Regions from separate parts of the Mus musculus genome. Here regions 1 and 2 are each linked to region 3. A link is a loop called in an ENCODE intact Hi-C map of the cell type or tissue named here. Cell type or tissue: left cerebral cortex. All regions are shown on one strand.

Evidence for each region. Peaks named below come from ENCODE experiments on the same cell type or tissue, not always from the same donor. Only the 100,000 strongest peaks of a DNase experiment are listed, where the experiment ranks them.
Region 1: it touches region 3 in a loop (11-fold over the local background); 5 of 42 quality-filtered maps call a loop at or near these places.
Region 2: a loop joins it to region 3, with 8 times the contacts of the local background. A loop is called at or near these places in 3 of 42 quality-filtered maps.

The regions. Positions count from the first base shown.
Region 1 is chr1:97,656,507-97,664,506 of GRCm38, reverse strand. Macir (macrophage immunometabolism regulator) reads left to right here and starts at 2,489. Exons shown (of 3, transcript NM_133825.3): 1 at 2,489-2,676. In left cerebral cortex, a CTCF peak has its summit at 3,688; DNase peaks (open chromatin) are centred at 3,258, 3,694, 4,875, 6,542 and 3 more places; H3K4me3 peaks cover 5,695 bases; H3K27ac peaks cover 5,361 bases.
Region 2 is chr1:97,619,821-97,627,820 of GRCm38, reverse strand. No RefSeq gene overlaps it. Among named protein-coding and RNA genes, the nearest start is that of Macir, 38 kb to the left of the region's middle. In left cerebral cortex, no CTCF peak of the experiment used is centred here; DNase peaks (open chromatin) are centred at 2,157, 3,013 and 3,187; H3K27ac peaks cover 4,191 bases.
Region 3 is chr1:97,548,068-97,556,067 of GRCm38, reverse strand. No RefSeq gene overlaps it. Among named protein-coding and RNA genes, the nearest start is that of Macir, 110 kb to the left of the region's middle. In left cerebral cortex, no CTCF peak of the experiment used is centred here; DNase peaks (open chromatin) are centred at 2,028, 2,381, 3,008, 3,394 and 1 more place; H3K27ac peaks cover 3,435 bases.

The DNA of each region.
Region 1 (8,000 bases), 110 kb before region 3:
CTGTGGGAGACCTCTACTTGGCATCTGAGATCTCTGCTGCATTCAGTTAAGGTGTTGGTAGACATAGCCATGGCCTGTACTTTTTTATGGCACCCTGCTGGAAACAAGGTTTTTGGTTTTCTGTTTTTTTAAAAAAGTCGATGTGTTATTTCTTGCATACCTACCATTGTAGTTTCAGGTGTGATCTTTTTTTTTTTTTTAAGTTCACTTATCCTGTTCTTTCAATCTGGCTGTTTGCTAAGTGGTAATCCATCAATGAATAATTCTTCCCAGACAAGTGACATTTGAGAAGTGATTTTATTTTTTTGGGGGGGTGGGGGGGGAGGAAGGATATTTCAAGGCCAAGATATAACCACAGAGGTGACATTTGAGATAGAGCACCTGAGCTCTAGGTTCTGAAAGGCCTTGTGGATTAGAAGTTCAAGTTAACATTTGGGGCCACTCTTTTTCAAGCATGTTTGTCTGTCCTCTCTCTTGCTCTCTCTCCCCCTTTTTTCCTTTTCTTTCTCTCTCTCTTTTCTTTCTTTCTTTCTTTCTTTCTTTCTTTCTTTCTTTCTTTCTTTCTTTCTTTCTTTCTTCTTTCTTCTTTCCTCTCTCTCTCTCTCTCTCTCTCTCTCTCTCTCTCTCTCTCTCTCCTCCCTCCCTCCCTCCCTCCCTCCCTCCCTCCCTCCCTCCCTCCCTCCCTTCCTTCCTTCCTTCCTTCCTGGATTAACTTTTTCTTAATGGAACATCCAGAAAGCTCGCAAAGTGTTTCCATCTTGCTTTCTTCTTTCATAGGCACACAGCTACCATCCTGAGCGGCCCCACATATTCTAAATATGATAGTCTCTAGACATAACCATCATGAACCACATATAAAACCATGCTGGCCTAGTGAATTAGTTTAGGTATTCATTGTGACACTGGAGAACTAACCTAACTTTTGATTGGATGAAGAGTCTCAGAGGTGGGAACCTAGAGTGGGAGACAGCTGGAGACAAGGCTAGCTTTCAGCCTAATGAACGGAGAGACTAGTCGGAACTTTATTGCTTCTGGCCAAAGAACATTGCTAAAATTTCAGAACAAAGGCCAAGTTACAAGGTGTTCTCTTAAAAAAATTATGAGTTCAGACAAAATGAAACTAAGCTTCTTGAAATAATTTGTAATGTTTCCGAGGTAGTTTTATAAGAACGAACATCAGAATACACTGCTGTGATAAATGTTCAAATCTGAAAATACTTGGAGCATCTTCTACTAAGGTACCCATGGTGGTGGGGCGGGGAGGGGGGGGCACAAAACAACTGAACAAATAAATATAAAACAAAATTTAATCACTTGAGCATTCAATACCTGTACAGTGTACTAGGGTCTATCTATATTTGATAAGTTACATGAATATCATGTTGGGGAAGAGTAACTGAGAACATTCATGAATCTGGCCTCTTCCTTCCTTTTTCTGATACTTACATCAGAGCATATGAGAAGCAATTGAGTAAGTGTCCTTCAGTTGCAGAGAAACCAGAAGCCACATCTTGGAGCCAGAGTGTATTTATTAACCTTGGTAATTTGGGGGACATATATAGACTCTGGAACATGAACTATTTGCTTTAAGTTTGTATTAGTCTAGATGAAATGTATGACTTTATGTTCAGATAAAGCACCGTTTAAAAGGCCACACAATGCAGGAACCTGAATTTAAATTTATAAATACACAAACAGCTCAGCTATATGAAAGGTCTGTGACTTCAAGGATGTAACTCATGTTTTCTGTCTTAAAAATGTGGACTAGCACAGTTGAGAGCTGCAAACTTGGGAATGTGCGTCAAAAGGGTTGGCACCTAGAGCTAAATAAATATCAGCAAATATTTGTAATGCTGCATTGACCACTTCGGCAGGGGAGTGGCATATGGACTGAGAAAAGAAAATCTTGTTGGGATGGCACCTCATCCCTGTAATCCCAGCGCTCTGGAGACTAAGGCAGAACGGTTCTCCGGAGCTTAAGTCCGGCCTTGGGTACAGAGTGAGACCTTGTAAAGACAGAACAGGAAGGAAGCTAGAAAGGAAAAGAGAAGAGAAACAAGTGACTCAGAATTTAGTCTTCACCCCGCCCCCATATTTAGTTGTTGACATTTATTATTATTATTATTTATTATTATAGTATAATTTTAACTTCATGGGCTTCTGCTCTTCTCAACTTCTGATCAGCAGAAACTCAAAAATCACAGCCATCCCCACAGAGTTTAGCACACCGCTCTGTGGGAGCGGCCCGCATTGTCAGGCCTGTGAGCTGCGGCTCCCCGGAGGGTGCGGCGGACTTTGGTCCGGGAGCAGTGTGGCATCACGCCGCCGCCTCCCGTCCCCGCAACAGCCTCCGGTTCTGCGCTCTCACGCCGCCGGCCCAGCCGCCCGCCCAGCCGAGCGTGCGAGCCTGGCGCAGGAGGCGGGCTCTGCGCTTCCCGGCCTCGCCTCCGCAGCCCGCGGGAGGAGGCGGGAAGGCGGGCGGAGGCGGGGGAGGAGGCGGGACTACGGCGGGCCGTAGCTGGCGCCGAGCGCGGTGGGAGAGCAGCGGGTACCCGGCTGGCTCCGCTGGCGGCCTCTGCCCACACCTCGGCGCCGCAGCCCCGCGCCTCGCCCGCCCTTGGCTTCGGGGTCTGCGGCTGCCGGCCATAGAGGAACCGGCGGAACCCTGGACGACCGGTACGTTGGACGGGGAGCGCCACTCCTCCTGCAACCTTTTGTGCTGCAGAGGTGGTGGCGGGGATGGGTGGGGTACGCGCGTGAGTGTGGGTGCCCCAGTCAGCGAGCCACTGTGCCAGCCCCAGGCACGGCGCCGCCCCTTCCTCCTCGCCTCGTGTCCCGGCCGGGCGCGCGGTGTGTGCGCAGCGCAGGGAAGCCCCGGGCCGCGCCGGCCTCCGCGATGGCTGATGGCTCGGTGACACCGGGGCTGCGAGCGGCGCTGGTCCCTGAGCCTTGGTGCGAATGGCTGGCGTGGTGGTGGGGGGACTGGAGCCTGGGGTGGGGCCCGAGCGGGGTGCGAGAGCCCGCAGCTTCCTGGCACAGGGGTGGGGCCGGCGACGCGGGAGTGTGCGGCGCGGGTGAGTGTGCGGGGGCGTGCGCCCCGTGCGCGCGCGGCGAGCGAGCGAGCGAGCGGACGGACCGGCGGGCGGGCGGGCGTGCGCTCGCCGCCGACATGCGGTGCGGGGACTCTGCGACCCGGAGCGACGCTCCCGCGGTGCCAAGGTGCGGAAGTCTGAGCGCGTCGGCGCGCGCCAGCTAGGCGGCTCGCCCTACCCGCAGCGCCAGGCGGCAGGCCCGGCGGAGGCCCATTGAGAAGTAACGCTCGCCCGGCTTGCCGCGCCTCTGGCCCCAACGGTGTACAAGCCGCGGCTGCGGGCTACAGATAGCGGCGGGAGACAGCCCCTGGCGACCTTATCTCGGCCACCAGTGCGCGCTGCACCCCGCGGGCGAGGCCGAGGCCGGTGCGGCGGCTGGTGACGGACAGACGGACCGGCGGTGGCGGAGGAGCGCCTGTGGACTGGGGAATCGCGGCCGGGCGCTGGCCAGAAACTAAGGCGGCAGATGTCTCGGGCACCGCCACCCTCGCCCCACCTGTCGCTGGTGGACTTTGGGGCGGGTGGGAAGCCTAGGAAAGGGCGCCTGGCAGCGGCCGGCGCTCAGACCTTGAGAAGCGGCCCATTGTGAAGCTGCCAAAGTCGCTCTAGTGGTGGAATCTGCAAATCTCGGCCAGGAAGGAACCCAGTTCGCGAAGGGAAGGACAGCCGCGTGCTTTCCCCCTGGCAAGTGTCTGGCTCGCTAGAGACTCCCGGGCTCTCTGCCCACGCCGCTTTGCTTAGAGTGGGCTGAGGATTTCTTCAGAACCAGGGTTTTGTTTTTGTTTTGTGTTCTCTCTCTCTCTCTCTCTCTCTCTCTCTCTCTCTCTCTCTCTCTCTCTCTCTCTCTGTGTGTGTGTGTGTGTGTGTGTGTGTGTGTGTAAGTGGGGCTGGAAACACTGGGAGACACTGGCGCTGAACTTTTTCATCCTTCCAAGAGGAGTAATTATGGACACAGCAACACTGTACCCTATTAGAGGCTCCTAGCTGAAAGAGCAGAAGTCGCACAAGATCTCCGAGGTTTCTAAACTTTACTTTATGTTGTTTTTCCTCGAAATGCCACTATATAATTTCAGGTGCCGGGGTCTTTTACTGTAGTGCAACAAGCTAGACACTAAGGATTGGAAACGACTCTTTCACAAAATTTATTTTCCCAATTAGTTCCATATGTGGTTATTCTCCCAGAAGCTTTGGGCTACAGTGTATGCGTGGGTTATTTTAATGATTTGGGTGTTTTTATTATGAGACCTTGGATTAAAAACAAAACGGACAGGATGACATGTTAGCGTTCATGAGCACCGAGACTACTCAACTTTGGTAAGACTTGGTGCATAAAATGTGTTTTGATGTTTAGTTGTAGATAGAACTGTTAGCACCAAGTCTCCCAGGTGTGAGGGATCACTGACAGTACTAACAGCCGATTAGCTTCCATCTATGTATTACCATAGTTTCGAAGAGAAACTTAACACTTTGTCTTAAAAAGTAATGGGTGTGATGAGGACATTAGTTTCTAAACACCGTTTAAGTTTTTGTTTCCTGATTTGAGGCCTCAGTTATTTTCCCAGTGGATACTCAGTTTTTAGCTTTCCTTCCGGAAGGTGAATCACCACCAAAGATACCCGTGTCTTCGTGGTTAGGTTTCCAGAAGAGGCAGGTTTCTTATAAAGACTGCGAGTAGACTTTGTGGTTTCAGCTGTTGTCAGACATGTTTGGAGTGAAGCTGAATGTGATATAGTAACGTGGGCTTGATTTTAATTAGCAGAGATGGAAACCAAGTGAATGCTGGGCTCTTTAAGGGTCCTGCTATTAAGGGAACTGATACTAGAAAGAGGAACACACACACTTGTGTCTTTCTGAACCAATTATGGGTTGCCTTACCATGCTGGGAAGGTTGGCGGTTTGTTGGTAAGGTCAAAGGAGGTTTTTAAAAAGTCACACTACACGTGATAACTGCTTTTCCAAGCCCTTAGTGATTTGGTTTTTTTACAAGCCGCAGAAAGGTAAGAAGGTTGCAAGTGGTCACCATGGTGAGAGCGCATGGGTTCAGCAAAGCATTTTGTTTTCCATTCGGTGTTCTAATCTGTCTGGCCGCTGAACCGTTTTAGTTCTGTTCAGTGTTTTTCTACTTGAGGAATGCGTTAGTCCCTCATTTATTTATTTTAGAATAGCCTTTGAGAGCAGAAAATATTTTGATTACAAAACATTTTCACCAGTTGAAATGGAATTTCCCTTGCCTGTGGCCCCTGCCCCCTATATATGCTTATATAGCCACTTATATAGTGATAAAATTTGGTATTTTTCTATTTTTAAATTAGTGGATCTGGGGTGATGCCTGAAATACACAGATTTAGGTATTTAAGAGGAAAGAGTTTGTTTAGAACTGAAAATTTCCATGTGAGGCGTTCTTTGTTTTGTGGGAAAACAGAAAACTGGTGTCATATGGTGTTCCAGTTTGCTGTTCCACGTTGGAGGATTTCATCTGACATGGTGGTAGGCCTTTAAACCTGCCCCCCTGCTTTTCCACACTGAGAGAGAGTGTTGAATAGCTGGATACACCATGGAGCCAATGGCTTGGTGGATGTGCCTCCCAAAGTACAGAAGTAGGAAGATTTATTTTCTGTTCCAAACCTCACATCTCTTTGCTGTTTTATACATTGGGATAAGGTAACAACATGTTTGTCATCCAAAGATACTTGAGCATTCAAGAGGCTCCACAGATAATTATGCCAGGGAATACATGAATGAGATACTATTTTAGAAGGAGTTTATTAACTGTAATGCTATATATCACTTACCAGTTTATGCTTTAAACTTTTCTACTTGTAGAGTCTCCTTGCAGTCTCTGTTAGATGTCTTCCCTTCCTTACCTGTGGCTTGCCTGTCCAGACACAGTTAGCTGCCCTTGGCAGTGTTTAAGTTTCCTGTCCACATTATTTACAGAGTAATGCCATGGAGCTGTTTGTTTCAGCTCTCTGTTTTGGAAACATTGTATCTTAAAGCTTTAGTTCCATTCACCTTAGTATGTTTTCCTACGTAATTTTTTTTCTTTCTGTCCAAAGAATTGGACATCGGTCTTTCCCATTCACTGTCTTAAGTCTTCAAATGCTAGGATAAAACAATATTGTTAGGGAGTTCCAGATTTTAAAGTTAGATAGCTTTATTTGAAAGTTGTGTTTTGGGATGACTTTATTACAGCTTTTAATTTTTATTTTAGGAGATGGTAGGGAAAGCTTTCCTATAACTTTGCAGTAGATTGCTGTCCGGGCAGTGTTTTAGGAGGTGTACAGCTACACTGTTTCTTGGCTCTGCTGTCTCCTGTCTGCTGTCTTCCTTCTGTCTCCTTTTTCACTATGTGATGACCTGGGTCTTCCTGGTGCCTGTGGCTGGATGGTGCTCAGTTACACACAAGCAGCAATGTCAGGAGTGAGAAGGAGGACCAGGAGGATGCCCCTGCACTTGGCTGTGGGATCTGCTCTATTTTTGACTCCACAGTGTAAACCAGGGATAAATCAGTCACTACACTTTTGCTCATTATGAAACCATGGAGTGTTGACTCCTTCATCAACTCCGTGCTGTGTGGTAATTGCTGTAAGGCTCCTCTGCTTTTAAATTTAGACTGAGGATTTAACCAGGTCTGTGTCTTTCTATTGATGGAAAAAAAAAATAGTGCATCTAAAAGCATGGAAAGAAGATGCCACCAAATCCCTGGTACAAATTATGAGAAAGAAATGAAATTTAAGACTTTCAGGGTTGTTTTTATTCAGAAGTAAGGCATTCACATTTTTCTATTGTTTGTTTTTGGTTTGCAGTCTAAGTTTCTAAGAGTGTGGATTAAATTTGTCTCACTTTATGACTGAAAACCTGGCATCCAGTTGGAAAACAGCCAGTAGCCTGCAAATATTGTTGGAGATATTTCCTGCCATTCTGTTTGTCTTAAGGTTACTGTTGCTGTGATGAAACACCGTGACCAGAGCAAGGTGGGGAGGAAAGGGTTGATTTGGCTTACACTTCCACATCTTAGTCAATCATTGAAAGAGGTCAGGACAGGAACTCAAGCAGGGCTGGAACCTGGAGGCAGGAAATGATGCGGAGGCCATGGAGGGATGCTGCTTATGGCCTTCCTGTTCATGGATTGTTCAGCCTGCTTTTTAAGGTAGATTTCAGAACCATCAGACAGTAAATAAGAAAATGCCCTATGGGCTTTTCTATAGCACTTGTGTTATTTACACTTTAAAATATTTATCTGTTTGTCTGGGGTGTGTGGGTGTATGTGGTGTGTTTATGCATGTGTATGAGTGTGTTATGTGGTATTCATGTGTGTGTATATGTGTCTGTGGTGTGCCTGTGTATTATGGTGTGTGTGTGTATATGTGTGTGTGTGTTCTGGAGTTTGAACACAGGTCTTCTCCATACTTGTGCTTTGTTAACATTTTAAAAGTTTGCAATCACCTTGCAACTAGTAATAAAAACTGCCCCTCCAGTCATTTCACAAACAAGGCAATAAAACCTTTTATATGAAATAACCCCCTGAAACACTAGAGTAGGATTCCACTCATAGAAATTAGTGGATGCATGTTTTTGCTAGCGTTATTATCCTGCCAAAGGTTGCACTTCTATACAAGTTTGAGGCTAGGAGAGTGGGCCGTGGAGCCTGGCTGGCAGGTGTGCAGGTTCCTTCACTGTTCTCAAGTGGTGGTAGTTTAACTGAATACTTCAAAGTGAGGTTAATAATATTTTCTTCAAGGAGTAAAGATATCACTTAAATTATGTCCTTTGGCATGTAAAAGATGCTGAAAAATTGTTTCTTTTTCCTTCAATTCCCTACTACAAATGTGAATTTCCTAACAATGTTCTATAAAATTCTTGGGGGCGGGGGTAATTATATGAAGTGAATACTTGCATCCCTAGGGA
Region 2 (8,000 bases), 72 kb before region 3:
CTACCTACCTACCTACCTACCTACCTACCTACCTACCTACCTACCATCTACCTACCTACCATTGAAAACCACATCTAGCTTCCCAATTGTTGTGTTTACTTAATTTTTCCCTCAGTTCTTATGGCTGTCACAGTCATTGTCTTACATCTGTTCTCTTTTTCTAACAGAGTGTAAACTTCATAAAGGACAGGGATTTGTGTCTGCTTTGTTGTATCACCATTACCAAGAATAATGCTGGATATATAATAAGTATTTGTTGACTAAATAAATATGGGAATTTTAAGAGGTAAGAGTTCACTGATTCATCCAACAGACAATTGTCAAGGGGATGTGTCACCTGTACCTTATTATGTGATCAACGGTTTTGGATTTTTAGCATGCTTATGGAGTTGACACTCTTAATTATTTATTGCCAAGTACCCTCATAATCTCTGAGCCTGTGACTCTTAAGTATTTGATGGCTGTACTTCTGGACAACTGACTTCATTCAGTAGAACATTACAGACTTAGGGAAACCAGCACATGAAGGGCGGTGCGGTGGCTCAACAGAAAGGCACTTACTGCAAAACCTGATGGCTGCGCTTCATCTCCAAAATCCATATGCCGGAAGGGGAGGACCAACTCTCTTCTGTTGTCCTCTGACCTCCGCATGCATGCTGCCACTTGTGCGTGCCTCCTAAATAAACAAATATTTAAAAGATCTTGTTTTACATTACATGCGTTTTTTTATAGGTATTGTATCACCTTTAAAGAAGGAAGAAGAGCTCCGAAATAGGATGTTTCAAATGATGCAAATCACTGTGTGCTTTGTCAAGTTCAGGCCGTGCAAGTTGGTTGTGCCTTGTTAGCTGTGTTCCTTAGACTAATACATACCTCAGCAGCTAAATCTAGAGAGCTGGGCTGTTAGGAGGGATGGAATGAGATGCCCAGGTGAAGCACATAGTGTGGTGCCCAGTGCTGGGCAGTGGGCACTGACTCCCAGAGGGTCTGCTCAGCACACAACCGTTTCTGCCCTTCACTTGGTTTTGGAGGTTTTTCATTTGTCTTTGGAAATGGTATCTGTGATAGTTACATGGGAACTTAACATGGGAAACGAATGGAAAATCAGGGAAAATATCCATCTTGGAAAAGTGGAGGAAGAAGTCTAAATGCCAAAGGTTAGAAAATACTACCGGGAAAGTGCTTACTAGATATGGTAGTGCCTCTGCTCTCATGAACTCCGTGGCTGTGTTTGCCCCACAGGACCTAGACAAGGCCAAAGTAGGAGTTCCTACCTCCCCACTCCCCAGCTGAGGAGGTCTTGCCAGTTGATGTCTGCTGGGTAAGTTGGACATTCTCCAGCAGGTAGTTCTACACTCGTGTTCAGGAATTCTTTCTCGATGCTCCGTAGTGGTTAATTAATTGCTTTTTAAAAAATCAAGTACCGTGTCATTCCTGTTCTGAAAAATGTTTGTTTGCGTTGGTAGGTGAGGAAACACTAAATTCTCTGGGGCCAGTGTTGCTCTCACCCAGAGGGGCATCAGGGAGTGTGAGTATTCTGTGTTCTTAAAAGCAAACCCACAGGGTAGAGGGTTGTGAATTCAAGACTTGGGAGGTATACTAGGGACTGGAGTTGGAACAATGTAACATACTGGGAGAGGGACTGCTGGGCAGGGGAGACACCAGGCCCTGATCCATCAGTGTTATTGGGAAGCCTGACAGGAGTTCTCTGACTTCCTACACAGAGGGAAGAATCGATGTGGGGTATACAGAGATGCCCCAGAATCCTACTGAACAGTGTCTGCCTGTGAGTTTTGGGGTGAATTTGCTAAATCTCTCTTAATGTCTTAATTTTGTAGTCTCCCAGTGGTCATAAAAGAACATTTCTCACAGTGTTGTGGGTGCTTACCAGTCACTTTGTGCTAAGTGCATAAAAAAGGCAAGATACATTGTTGCTATTATGACCAGGAGTAGCCATACCTACTTAAAAAGCTTTAGGGATTAAATAAAATGTACCCAGCACCCAACACTTGCTTAATACTGCTTCCTACCCCTTCTCTCTTTGCTTTCCAGGGGATTTCTGTAAATCTCACAGTTCCCTGGGGAGTAATTTCTACCTTCTGCTTCCTTCCCCCTCGCCTGCAGTGTCTTATCTCACTTTAACTCTGTGACAATACTTGAATCGTGTATCTGCCCACATCTTGTGCTTCGTGCTCCTAAAGTACAAGATCCAGGAGGATGGCAAGACAGGCCACTTAGTGAAGTCCTTTCGAGGGTTTCCACTGAAAATAGCTGCCTACACTCCACTTCTTTGCAAAGATTGTTACTTCCTAGAGCTGGAAATGACAGGCTCCCAATGCTGTACACAGAGCCCGGGTCAGAGGTAGAAAGCAGTGTCAGAGTGCCGGAGAAGCTAGGTCATGTGCCTTCAACCATACAGGGTTGTTTGAGGCATGTGCTATTTGAAAGCTTTCAAATTGATTGTTGGTATCAGGTAATATTTCACACACACACACACACACACACACACACACACACACACAAAACACACACACAAAACACACTTTAAGAAATGTTGGTATCAGGTAATATTTCACACACACACACACACACACACACACACACACACACACACACACAAAACACACTTTAAGAAATGTTGGTATCAGGTAATATTTCACACACACACACACACACAAAACACACTTTAAGAAATGTTGGTATCAGGTAATATTTCACACACACACATGCACGCGCGCGCGCACACACACACACACACACAAAACACACTTTAAGAAATGTTTCAACATTCCTGAGAGGTTTGATATGAGGTCTAAAACCAGAAGGGCACATAGCAGGGACTGAGAAAGTCTCAGCTCCCTTCTTTTGATAAAACACCATCTTAGTTTCAGGATGCTGCATTTGAATGTAAGTCTGTGTCATCATTGTGTGTTTCCCTTGTTCAGAGCACCGTGGGAGTGATGGGGGTTGAAGACTTAGCCATCTTTTCTGAGTTCTGGAATACTTGCCCTCTGGGGCCCAGGGCTAAAAAGGATCATTTACAAAAAGCTAAAGTGTATTGATTGTCACCAGGTACAATTAAGAGCCATTTCAAACAGGCTGCTATTTATGGCCTTGAGGGGTGACTCAGCAATTAAATACATTTATACACGCCATTACCAGTCAACAATTCACCAAGAGGAAAAGTACTGTATTTCCAGACAGGTTTTAGTTAAAGCTCACATATATACCAGAGCAATCCAGAATGCTGGCAAACTCAGATGTTCTATTTTATTTTTAGACACATTTCAGTACTCGTGGGAAAAACAACCATATTTTATAGCCTTTTTTTTTTCCTGGAAAAATCAAAGTATTTTCCCACAGAATGTGGGTGAACTTTGAAAGAAATCTCAATATCTTTTTGAAGAATGAATACTTTTATTAGAAAGAATGGCAAAAGAAATGCTCAGCTCCTTTGTGAATGTCATTTCTGGTAGCCAGAAGGCACAGAAGAAGATAAAATACATTATGGGAAGAAGTTAAGGAAAACAATCTCCATTTTCCAAACAAAACCCGCCAAGAGGATACCATACCCCCATGCCCATTTCCCTGGTTTTTATTTTTATTTTAAGATCATTGTATAATTTTGAGAATTTCCAAATCTTGTCTGTTCAACCACTCCTCAAATGCAGGGCCTCTTCTGTACTTATTTTTAATTTATTTTTGTGAGTGTGTATACTTACTGAGTTGGATAATATTGCTCTGATTTGGATGGGTCTAGGACTGCCCATTTAAGATTGGGGTTTCATCCTTGAAGAAGAGGAAGAAGGGGAGGAAGAGGAGGAAGAAAGAAAGTCAGAAAGGAAGGTAGAAAGAAGAAAGAGACAGAGAGGCAGACACACACACACACACACACACACACACACACACAGAGACAGGGGGCGGGAGAGAGCAACAACAACAAAATCAAAACCCCTGTCTTTCCCTCTCTCAGGAGACTGCCTCTTTCCTTCTCTTCTTCTCAAGCTAGTTTCTCCCTCTGTTTCTGTTATAGAATGAATGCTTTCCCCATCCTTGAGACAATGACTTGACCTTACCAAAGAGTAGTTAGATATGGCTAGGGTTTTTTTTTTTCCTTTTTTTTTTCATTGTGGTGTATACATGTGGGGGGAAGTGTGTGAAGCAGTTCTTAGAACAGTAAGGGTGTAGCCCAACACATTTGCATACCACAGATGTCATATTTCAGTGTCAAAGGGTTGTAGACCACCACTAAAGGAAATGTTCTCATGGCAAAGATCTTTAAAAACTTGTCTTAAAAATTCTATTTCTGTATTTCACCATTTCCCCCACCACCATCCCCATGATAGAAGTGGCCCTAAGACTTGTGTAATGAGGCTGTTGCCAGGGAAACTTGTTTTTTAGAGAGTAGCAATCTCCCCAAGCAGATGCATTTCCTTTCTGACTAATGAGAGTGTAAATGGTACCTCTATTGCTTTCTGCCTCCGTATTTTGAAAACAACTTGAACTATTTGCTTAGGACAGCAGACATCTGCTTTGTAAAACTGAAGCAGACAGACTCCTAGTATGCCTTATTTAGATGCAACTTGGGTTGCATCCTTCAAAGGCACATTTACTAGTTTGCACGTTTTTTTGCTTTTGTTAGAAGGCATTTTATACCTGTTGATGGCAGACATAATTGTTTAGATGAAATAATATTAAGAAAAGCTCCTCTCTGAGGACTTAACTTTGTCAATACTCTGGATTTCATTCCCACAGGCCTTACCATAGAGAGGGGAACTTGAGTGTTTAGGACTGGGAAGCCGACTGGAAGGGGCATAATAGCAATCTGGATATTGTTATGCAAAGCTGGGGGAGCAAGGCTATTTCAGAGGCAATAATGTTTTCTTCCAGTTCAGCGATCCACTAATTTCTATTCACTTTAAACCACTGCTCTTGTATTTTTAAGAGGAGGAAAAAAAGTTAGTTTGTGCCATGAGTGCTGTTCTAATCTTTGGCTTTGAACAGAAATCTCCTTGATAACAAGGAGATATAGTCGCTCTCTTGCTCTTCGGGACAGCTGGCAATGGGTGCAAACATATGCAAATAAGGAACATAGCTATTTCCATAAAAGGTGGAGCCACATGCCCTCTAATTATGTCTTTGGTTATCAAAGGAGGAAAAAGATAGATTTAAGGAATTTGGAAAGGGCTGGCTCAGGAAAAAAAAAGAGAGAGAGAGAGAGAGAGAGATTGGCATTGTGATAAGGGCGCAGGATTATCTGAGCAGAGTAGAATGGACTCTTTAAAATGAGTTTGTTAAAAGTTTCTGTCTCCCTGACGGAGCCCTTTGAAGTTTCAACTCACCAGAATTTCCAGTGGTATCTCTGGGATGAAGGACTGTCAGTTTGCTAATTTCTGTGAATTTACAAGACCTCTCAGTGTGATTATGAACTGTAGCATTGCATGCTTTTTTTTCCAATTTAAAAGGCATTTATTCATATTTTGTTAGTTTTTTTGCTTCTCTACAAGTCTCTCTAAGTGACTGAGGCTAAATCTAACGGTTAAACTGCAGGTTTGATTAACTCTCACCAGTTTTTCCAACAGTGATCTCTCTTTGTGCCAGAGAATTTGTCTCCCTGGTTCCCAATTTCTTATTTATTTATTGTTTTGTGGAAAAATTTTTTTTTCCTTTTCTCTCTCAGGATTTTGAGAGTTTTGAGGGAAGCTCACCAGATATCAAGAAGAGCATCCCAAATCCGAGTGTGTCTGATTTGGTGTCTTCATGATTAGACTGGATGGATGAATGTTTGGGGATTGCAATGTCCACATTACTGAATATCATGGTATCAACTGTCCCCACTTGGGTAAAGTGTATCTGTCCAGTTTCTAATGTTGCCTTTTCCTTTTCTCTGCCATTCCTTGGGAAAGTCCTTTATGTTTACTCAACACTTGGGTTGGGGTGGTAATTAAACTTCACTTCATTGAAGGGCAGGGCTATCTAAATACACTACCCAGAATTCCTCCTTGAGGAAGACTTAAAGTCTCCTATACAGCTTATTAGTTTATGCAATGATTTATTTATGCAGTATGGATCCATGAACTTACTCTATACTATGGGTTGTAATTTCATGCAGATTTTCCTTGTTCCAAATGCTTTGCTTTTGGCAGCTGAAAGCTCTTGCAGGTTGGATCTTGTTCCCCTAGCTCTTTCATTGTTTAAATGTCTAATTGTTGTTTTAAAGCCATAGCTTTATTTATGTTAAAAAGTTAGGAAGAGCCATTGTGATAATATGAAAATATCCCATGCTTCATGAATTGTAGCAATTATAACATTATTATTTAAAAAAAAATTAGCCGGGTGTGGTGGCACACGCCTTTAATTCCAGCACTCGGGAGGCAAAGGCAGGTGGATTTATGAGTTCGAGGCCAGCCTGGTCTACAAAGTGAGTTCCAGGACAGCCAGGGCTATACAGAGAAACCCTGTCTTGAAAACCAAAACCAAAACCAAAATTTTTTTTAACTAATTGTGTTTAGGCTTGAAAAATCCTTAAAAGTATAAGATGCTTATAGGTATAGTGTATATAATATACCGCAAAGAAACTGAAACTCCCATATAACCATATATTAAAATACTGAATCATATACTACCTTAGAGTGTAAATACACTGGAGTGTAAATTCTCTTCTACAGGCATTTTGGTTAGATAGGTAAAGACATAGTCTCTCTCTCTCTCTCTCTCTCTCTCTCTCTCTCTCTCTCTCTCTCCTGTAATGACATAATACTGAGATGATGTGGCACAATGGCTCATAACCTGTGATCCCAACACTTAGGCTGAGGCACAAGGAAAAGATTGTAGGCTAGCCTGGGCTACATACTGTGACAGTGTTCCAGAATGAGTTGAAATTAGACAAACAAACAAACAAACAAACAAACATCAACAACGAAATATTTACCAGTAGATTTTCTGTTTCACAGTAACTGAGGCAGTAAAGCCCAAAGAGAAGGAACTAGCAGATTCTATTCCTGGTGATGTCCCTTCTTCTGGATTACAAAGGCTTGCCTCTTGCTGAGCCCTCCCTTGGTAGTGTTGAGTAGCAGTTTCTCCACTTGAAACATTCCACTCTGCAGGGAAGCTTTCCTTTCCAAACCTAAGCCAAGATTACGAGCCTCTGGAAGCAAGCAAGAGTAGCCTTAGGAAAGGAATGAAAGGAGGTTCACAGGGGTCTACCCTGCCTCCTCAAGGTTAGATAAGCCCTGAGGAGAGGAGACCCTCCAGACCTGTTGAGCCGATGTCAGATTATACAGGGAGCCCTGGGATTAATCTCTCTTTCCTGTCTCACCAAGGCTGGGTGGGCTGTTGGTAATGTAGCTGCCTTAGGGTCCCCCATACTACTGGAACATCACTCTTACGTGAAATGGAACTTTCTTGTTTCTTTGGAAGCTCAGTAGTGTCATATGTTTTGCCTGGGGTCAACAGGTGAAAGAATGTTCTGCCGAAGCAGACACGCGAGAGGATGCTTGGTGTTTAGGAAGAATATAAATATGACCCCATAGACAGTGGGAGGAGGCTCTGGCATTGATTTGCCTTGCACCGCCTTGCTAGTCTGTATTGCTTCACCTGGCACCATGTTGCTGATCTTCACTTGTCGTGACTTTGTGACTTCATAGAGAGTAACTTGCCAGACAATTTCTCGTGATATTCCAGTGGCTTGCCATCGCTGATTCATGAGGGGTGACTGCTGAGTGGACCAGACTGCAGCTGCTGACTTGTGTCGGTATTTTGCTAAAGGACTGGACTGCTGACAACAAAGATTGGAATTGACCCAAAGAACTATTTCTAAAGAGGTCCACAACCCTCGTTTCCTATTAACCTTTCTTTTCTTCTACATCTGGTGGGTGATGGGCTAGAAGGGAGGTTGAAGCATCTAAGCCAACATTTACCCCTGTAAGCAATCCAGTAAACTCATTGGATGGAATTCTTTTTTTGTTCTGTTGTCAATGTCCTATTTGTTCTCATGGCTA
Region 3 (8,000 bases):
TTCAGGTGCTTCTCAGCCCTTTGGTATTCCTCAGTTGATAATTCTTTGTTTCGTTCTGTACCCCATTTTTTAATGGGGTTATTTGAATTTCTGGAGTCCAGCTTCTTGAGCTCTTAGTATATATTGGATATTAGTCCCCTATCAGATTTAGGATTGGTAAAAATCCTTTCCCAGTCTGTTGGTGGCCTTTTTGTCTTATTGATAGTGTCTCTTGCCTTACAGAAGCTTTGCAATTTTATGAGCTGACCTGAGACTTCTGACCTTGATAGAAGTTATGTTTTGCAATGAGGAATTTCTAATGCTCTGGGCACCTTGCCAAGAACTATGATGGATTGACATTAGTAGAAATAAGGAATAGAAGAGAGAAAACTGTCCCTAGCATTTTGTTCAGCATTGGCCCAACCAATGTTAGCTGAAGTTGCCATCTATGGCGCCTTTCAAGTGAGTACTGACTCCTTGTGACAGGACACACATTTCTATGATCTCCCTTGCAGCAGCTACACAGAAATTTTTGTTGTCTTGATTAAAGCTGCTGGTTTTAATTACTCTTTCTTCAGAGTCACTTTCCAACTCTCCTGGAAAACAAATATATTGATTTAAAGCCTTAGTAGTCCCAGGTATAGAACAGGTGTAACCTGTAGAACAGGACTAGGTCAGTTATAGCTCTCACAATGTCTGGAGCATATTGAATCCTGAACTACCATTCACTGTTGCAATTGGAGACATTGACTGCTCAATGTATTCAGCCGATAGAAACTGGATAACGGCATGTCCCTAGGGAGTTTTTAAGGGCTGAGGTCATTGGGACAACCATCACAGCTCTGGGAGAAGTTTATGTTCTGGTGGAGGAAGCTAAAAAGTAAGTGGTAATTAGAATGCCTCAAGAAACCGTGCCAAGAGTGGGAACACACAGACTGCCTGTCTCAGCCGCCACCCCCTCGCACTGCCTTCCAAAAGCAATGTCGAGATGCCATATAAGGGTATAAGAAAGTGGCAGTGTGTAGATCCCCACTTTCTCAGCTCTCTTTTGAACTGAGAAATAAGATGGGAGCTGAAAATGTTCAGGAACATATCCAGGTAACAGTTTTCTCTCTCATGCTTTCTGCACTAATAGAAAAGAAAAAAAGAAGAAAGGCTTTGATCTTCGCCAGAGGAAGGCTGAGCTGCGGTAGGGTGCCTATGAGCCACAAGGGAGGACCAAGAGCCCAGGAACCCCATTTCTTTGTCAATGGCCAGGTTGTAACTGAGAGCAGTCACACAGTGTGGGATAGGAGAAACTGACTATTATCTGTCTTGCTTGGTCTCCCACGGCTCTTTAGACTCTGCAGCATGAAGATTCTTAGTATAATGCACATAGCTGGACCTGTTCTCCTCAATCTGGCTTCTTAGTAGCAAACTGGCACTCTTACCTTGAACACATTTTAGGTTCTCATGAGATACACACTGTAGACACAGAGTATTCTGTCTCTCTTTTTCCCCTCTCTCTATTTCTCATGCTCTATCACACACATACACAGAGACAGAGACACACAGAGAAATCTCTGTGCTTCCCCTCACCCCAGTGTCTCAGTGTTCTGCTTTCATGGTATTTTACCTTTGCTTATACTTTTCCCTTGGGATGTCCTGCCGTTATCCCTCTCCCTTCCTCCGGGGATCAGTTCCTCTATGTCGCCTTCTCAATCCTTTCTGACTGGTTAAATGCTCTTACTCCAGGGACTGTGTATCCAGGCTAATTTTGCACTGACCATATTATAGTGCATGTGTATTTCTTCTGCAGGCTTCCCAAGCCCTCTTCTCTATATTTGTATCAACCTAAGCTGAGCACAGTGCCTGGACAGAATTGTTACTCTACAAGTATTTTGTTGTATACATGAATCAACAGATCCTTAATTGTCTCTTAAATGAGAAACACTAGACAGTATCTGTTTGGTTTCCAACTAGAGTCTGGAAGCAGTAGGTGCCTTCATTTAACTTTTGAACACAGGGATGTAGCAATTCATAGCCTGCCAGGCTGTATGCATCTTAAAGCCTCAGGAAATCTTGTCATCCTGCATTTTATTATGTGTCTATAATTCAAGCTGAATAGAGAGAAATGAATCCTGGCCAGTACTGAGCATCCTGCCAGGAATAGAACAGTGGGCTATTGCACTCAGTGAAACAAAAGGTTACCATGGTGTGGCCGGGCAGTGCTCTTGAACTGTGGAAAGCCATGTAGTCAGGGGAACACAGGATTACCATGGTGCAGCTAGGCAGTACTCCTGACTTCTGTTGGAACCGCATGCCTCCTTCTGTCACCCCAGAATCTGCTACCACCCTTAGCATTCTGGATGCATATGGGGTTTCGGTTGTGGCATACCCCTTCAGACTCGCCCCTGTGGACGGTTGCTGTCCCTTAGAGGCCCTCAGCTGAACAGTGAATGTGATTTCAGCTTCTCCTGGCTGCTCAAATACCATGTGACATGCAGTGTGTCAGCCAGGTGACAGAATGAGAGTGAGACCTTCTTGCAGCCTCTCTCCTCAGGACTCCTTCCTCTTTCTCTAAAGTCAAGCTAGTTTGACTTCACTTAGCACTTCACCAAGGAGAGTGTCTGAAGGGTGAACTGAATAAAATCCTGTTTTCTTGTAGGGATGTTGGTCTAAGGGTTTCCATCCATGAGATGGAATGAGTGGGACTTCAAGGCAGGGGAGAGAATGCAATGCACTCTCAAGTGCTAGGGAGGATGGATGGTTCTTCCTTTGCAGTCATCACAGACTGATATTTCCCCCTTCCTATAAATGATACTCTTTGATAACGTCTAATTTTGAAAACGCACAAAAGCAAAGCCTGTTTTGTGGTTCCAGACCTAAGGGAATGAAGAGGATCTCATGTGATCTGCAAAGTAAAGGTCATCTCTTGAATTTGGATGTTTCCCAGCTAAGTACACTCAGGGTGTCATTGCTGGCACTGCAAGCTGGAGCTGCCAGCCTCCACACTGTGATTTAATGCAGGGAGTAGCTGAGAATATTTTTGTCAGAGGAATGGTTTCTCTGCTTAGCCTCAATATTTCATAAAAAGCTCATTGCAGCAAATTTTTTTCATTTGGCAGCATCTGCTGTGCTATCATCTTGGTATCTTCATAACAAGAAACACTGTCACTTCAAGGTCAAATGAAGGTCAACCCACAATGAGCAGTTCCTTCTCAGATACCATTAACTCTATTCTTAAAAAAAAATAAATGAAATTTTTTTTCTATAGGGATGCAGGCAAAAGAGAACAATCAGCAGTGTTTTTAGGAGGAAAAAAAAAAAAAAAAAAACCGGTTCAGGCCTCCTAAAATTGGAGAGAAAATAAAAAGTCCAATTTTAGGTTCAGAGTAGGATGACAGGAAAATGTTATAACTGAGACCAGTACTGCCATTTTGGTCAAAGTATTTGCATGACAAGTCTGTTTCTTAGGAGAATGAGCTATGCAACTGTGTGGATCTCTCTGTCTCTGTCTCTGTCTCTCTCTCCCTCTCTCTCTCATATAAGGGTTTCTTCTGCTGCAATAGACACCATGATCAAAAGCAATCTGAGGATAGGGTTTGCTCTAACTTGCTATTCTCAGGTGACACTTCTATCAGAGAGGGAAGTCTGGCGGGAGACTCAAGGCAGGAGCTAAAGCAGAGACAATGGAGGATTACTGTTTACTTGCTTGCTCCCCATGGCTTCTTTAGCCTGCTTTCTTGTACAGCCCAGGAATAACTGCCCAGGTGTGGTCCTATGCATAGTAAACTGGGTTCTCCCACATTAATCATTCATCAAGACAATGATCTATAAGCTTACTTAAAGGTTAATTTTGGGGGGTATTAAGATGGAAATCATCAATTTGTATAAGATTAGGAAAAGAGCCCACTGTGTTCAGGGTCTGAGTTAATAGGAACTAGTCCTTTTTCCATGTCCGATGGACAGCACTGGGTGTTACAGCAATCAAAGGTTTTACCCTAGGGTTCGTTCAACATGTCTTATACCTGAATAGACCAATGTCAGGACATCATATGGACTGCCTTTCCCAATAGCCAACTATGAAATAGTTTAGAAAGACCTAATTCTAAGCACTCTTGCAAAGTAAAGTACTCTGTTTAAAGTTATGAGTGTTTGATTCTGGAATTCTTATAACACTGAACACAAACAAAGGTCATGGGGCCATTCAATCACTGTTTCTATGAAAGAACACCATAAAAGAACAGCTAAAGATTATGTTATTGGAAGGACAGAAAGTGAATTATGAAGGGAGACATGTTTCATGGGACATTGCCTTTGCCTGGAGAGGTTTGGGCATGCTCACTGACAGTAATTAGGAACAGTGATGAATGGTAAGTTTAACTCTCGGGAATTCTGCCTGTATATGCTGTTGATGGTACACTAGAGTTTGCAATATAGACTTTTGTTTGCTCCCCATATAGCCCAGGCAGTTTTGCCAAGGTCCTTATTTGTAATGGCTTCATTTTGACACCCCAATGAGAGGACATGCTCAGAAACATCCTCTGTTGGTTTTCTTACATAGGATCAACTTCACTCTAAGAAATGGACTTACCTCTGGCCTCACAGTTTATAGAATTCACATAAGCGTATGGTCCTTTCATGAGTGGATCTACCTGTTGACAAGTTGGAGGTGAAGTTAGCAATCACCATGAAAGTGATAGGCCACATACATGTAGATCTACTGACCACAATACCTTCTTTGATCTTGGGATATAAAGAAAGTAAAGGCTTGAAAAGTTAAAACAGAATTCTAGATAACTCCCTGTGAAATTTATTTAAATATATTGTTCATATTTTGTATGGGCAGACTTTAATAGGGTTGGATTTTGGAGAAATTGAAGTTTTCTTATTGGTAATACCTCATCATCTTGGTACTACCTTTCTTAGCACCCTTGCCTTGTGGTTTATGTTCTGTGATTTCGACCAATCATGATCTCTCAGTTTAACATGAGTTAGTTGGGTTGAATGGGCTATGAGGGAAGGAAAGGGAAGATGAGACATGTACGCGATCTTTGGTTCAAGTCTTAAAGAAAAGTTTACTGTGCAGTGATGTACACAACCTTGATCTCAGCACTCAGGGTAGAGGCAAGTGGATCTCTGCGTTCCAAAAACCTGTTGTTGTTGAAAAGTTGAGGGTCATTTGGTACTTTAAAGGTTAGCAAGCTGGAAGTCATGAGTAAAATTTGCTTCACTCCCTGCTTTAAATAAAGTTTTATTAGAATACAGTGAGGGTAATTCATTTACATCTCGAGTGCCCATACTTTTGTAGTAAGACAGAAGAGCTAGTATTAGGAGAATACTTAGAGTTACTCTAAGACCTGAAAACTATATTTGCTGCTTGTTCCTGAAGGAAATGTATTGACCCTAATGCAGCTTTCTGTAGTTGCTGGTTCTTAGGACCTTGCTTTGATCGTTGGTGATGTGTACAGTTCATAGTTACTTTAGACACGAGATGTTTGTTTTCTTTCTTCTTTCTTCTTTTTTCCCTTTTCATGATTGTGATCTGCCTCCTAAGTGCTGGGATTAAAGGCGTGCGCCACCACTGTCCAGTTAGGCTAATTAATATTAAGAAGAAATATAATTTCTATTTTGATAATGCTTGGATCAATTTTTCCTGATGAAAACCTGTAAACACAGTAAATATGTTATAACACACAGCTCTTAAAACATTAAAGATTCTTAAATATTTTGGGAATATGAGATCAAATTTAAGGAAAAAGGTGAAAATTCAAAGTATGCTAAGCTCTGAATGAACATGTCCCAGAAGGTATTTTTTAATGTTAGAAAATTAAAGTCATGATTTTATGACCACCCTGGGTAAAGGATCTTAAGGCCCAGAGTCAACTCAAATAGAAAATCTAGTAAGAAACTGATCACATTTCTATTTATAATTGCAAAATGTTGACTGTCAAGAAAATAGGGAGTCAGAACTTGAACCTGAATGAGGGAGAGAAAAGAAAGACAGGAGTAAGATTATTCTTGGGAAACTTGCAGCCACGAGATCAGCTTGCTGCAGATTTGTGGAAGAAGCTCTCATATTTTTGGAAAGCCTATAAAGATTCTTCTACCCTTGATTTAAGGAGGTTCTAGGCCAACCATGCCCATGGATCTCATTCAGAGAAATAAACTCCACAAGTGTATGAAGATTTCATGTATTGAAATCACTGGATACTAATTATAAATATCCATGAAAACTCTATTTAAAGAACACATGAGGCTTTAAAACTTAGTCTAACAAGATTTCAAACGGAACCAAGTAAAATGGCTATACATGAAAATTAAACTCAGTGTCTGAACTAAACAACAGTTTAGCCACAAATATAGAAGAAGAGGATCTGTAGAAGTACAGATGGGAAAGTGGGGCTGGTGGATATACTGTAAATTCTGTCAGTTCAGAGGTGGAGGCTATAAGGTCACAGATTCAAGGGAGCCTGATTTATGAGCCTGACTTGAAGCAACAACAGGAAATGTGAAGATGAAAAGTAAAAATCAAGAATAACTTCCCAAGACAGAAAATGTTGAAAAGCACAAAGGAGAGCCCAAAAGTCCTGGATGGAGCCATGAATGAAGGGGAGAGGACCGAGAATGTAGGCAGAGACAATATTCGAAGATATGGCTGAAACACACTATATTTTTCCTGTAAATATTTGACTTCAATAGTACATTTGAAAGATTATTTGAGCTGGGCAGAGTGGTGCATGCCTTTAATTCCAGCACTCGAGAGGTTGAATCAGGCAGATCTCTGTGAGTTCTAGGCCAGTTTGGTCTATAAAGGGAGTTTTAGGCCAGCCAGAGCTACACAGTGAGATTTCGTTTCAAAAAGTATTCTTTTTTTATTCTTTTATGTGTAGGTATCCAGTTTCACCAGTACTATTTGTTGATGATGCTATCTTTTCCCCAATATAGTTTTTTTGCCTTTTTGCCCAATATCAGACAGCTGTAGTTACATATACATCATACATACGTTTGGGGCTTCTATTTTATTCCATTCATCTAGATGGTTTTTGTTTGTTTGTTCAATTGTTTTTGTGTGTGTGTTTGTTTGTTTGTTTTGACAGCACCATATTGTTTTTGTTACTACAACTCTACAATAGATGTTGAACTCTGGAACTATAATCCCTCTGATGTTATTGCTTTTGATTAAGATTGTTTTGGATATACAGGACATTTTTTTCTGATTTCATATATAGTTCTGGACTTTTTTCCTATTTCTTCGAAGAGAGTTGTGGGGATTTTGATTGGTATTGAATCTGTAAATTGGTTTTGGTAGGATGGTCATTTTTCACAAATTATTCTACCAATCCATAAACATAGGAGTTTTTGTTTTTTTTCATTTTCTACTGTCTTTCTCAATCTCTTTCTTCAGAGATTTGAAGTTTTCATTGTAGAAGTCTTTCACCTCCTGTTTAAGTTTATTTCAATTTTCTGTCTTTGATGCTGTTGTAAATAGGGCTCTCTCTCTCTCTCTCTCTCTCTCTCTCTATATATATATATATATATATATATATATATATATATGTGTGTGTGTGTGTGTGTGTGTGTGTGTGTGTATGTTTGTTTTTTGTGATAGAAAGGCTACCAAATTCTTATAAGTTGATGTTGTACTCTGCCACTTTGATGAAATTGTTACTTTTTTCCAGAAGTTTTTGGTGGAATTTTTGGGATTGCTTATGTATAATACCATATGCATCCAATGGGCTAATAATATGCAAGTGGGGATAATTTGATCTTTTCTTTTCCTATTGGTATTCCTTTAATTTCTCTTTCTTGATTTATTGCTCCAGTAAGTATTTCCAGCAATATATTGGAAAGGTATGGGGATAGTGGAAATCTTGTTTTAGTCTAGATTTTAATGGGATTGCTCTAAGTTTTTCTCAATTTTGGATATGTTGGCTTTCAATTTGTCATTTATAGATTTATCATGCTGAGGTCTGTTCCTCCAGTCCTACCCTATCTAATCCATTTACCATGATGGTATGATGAATTTTGTCAGAGAT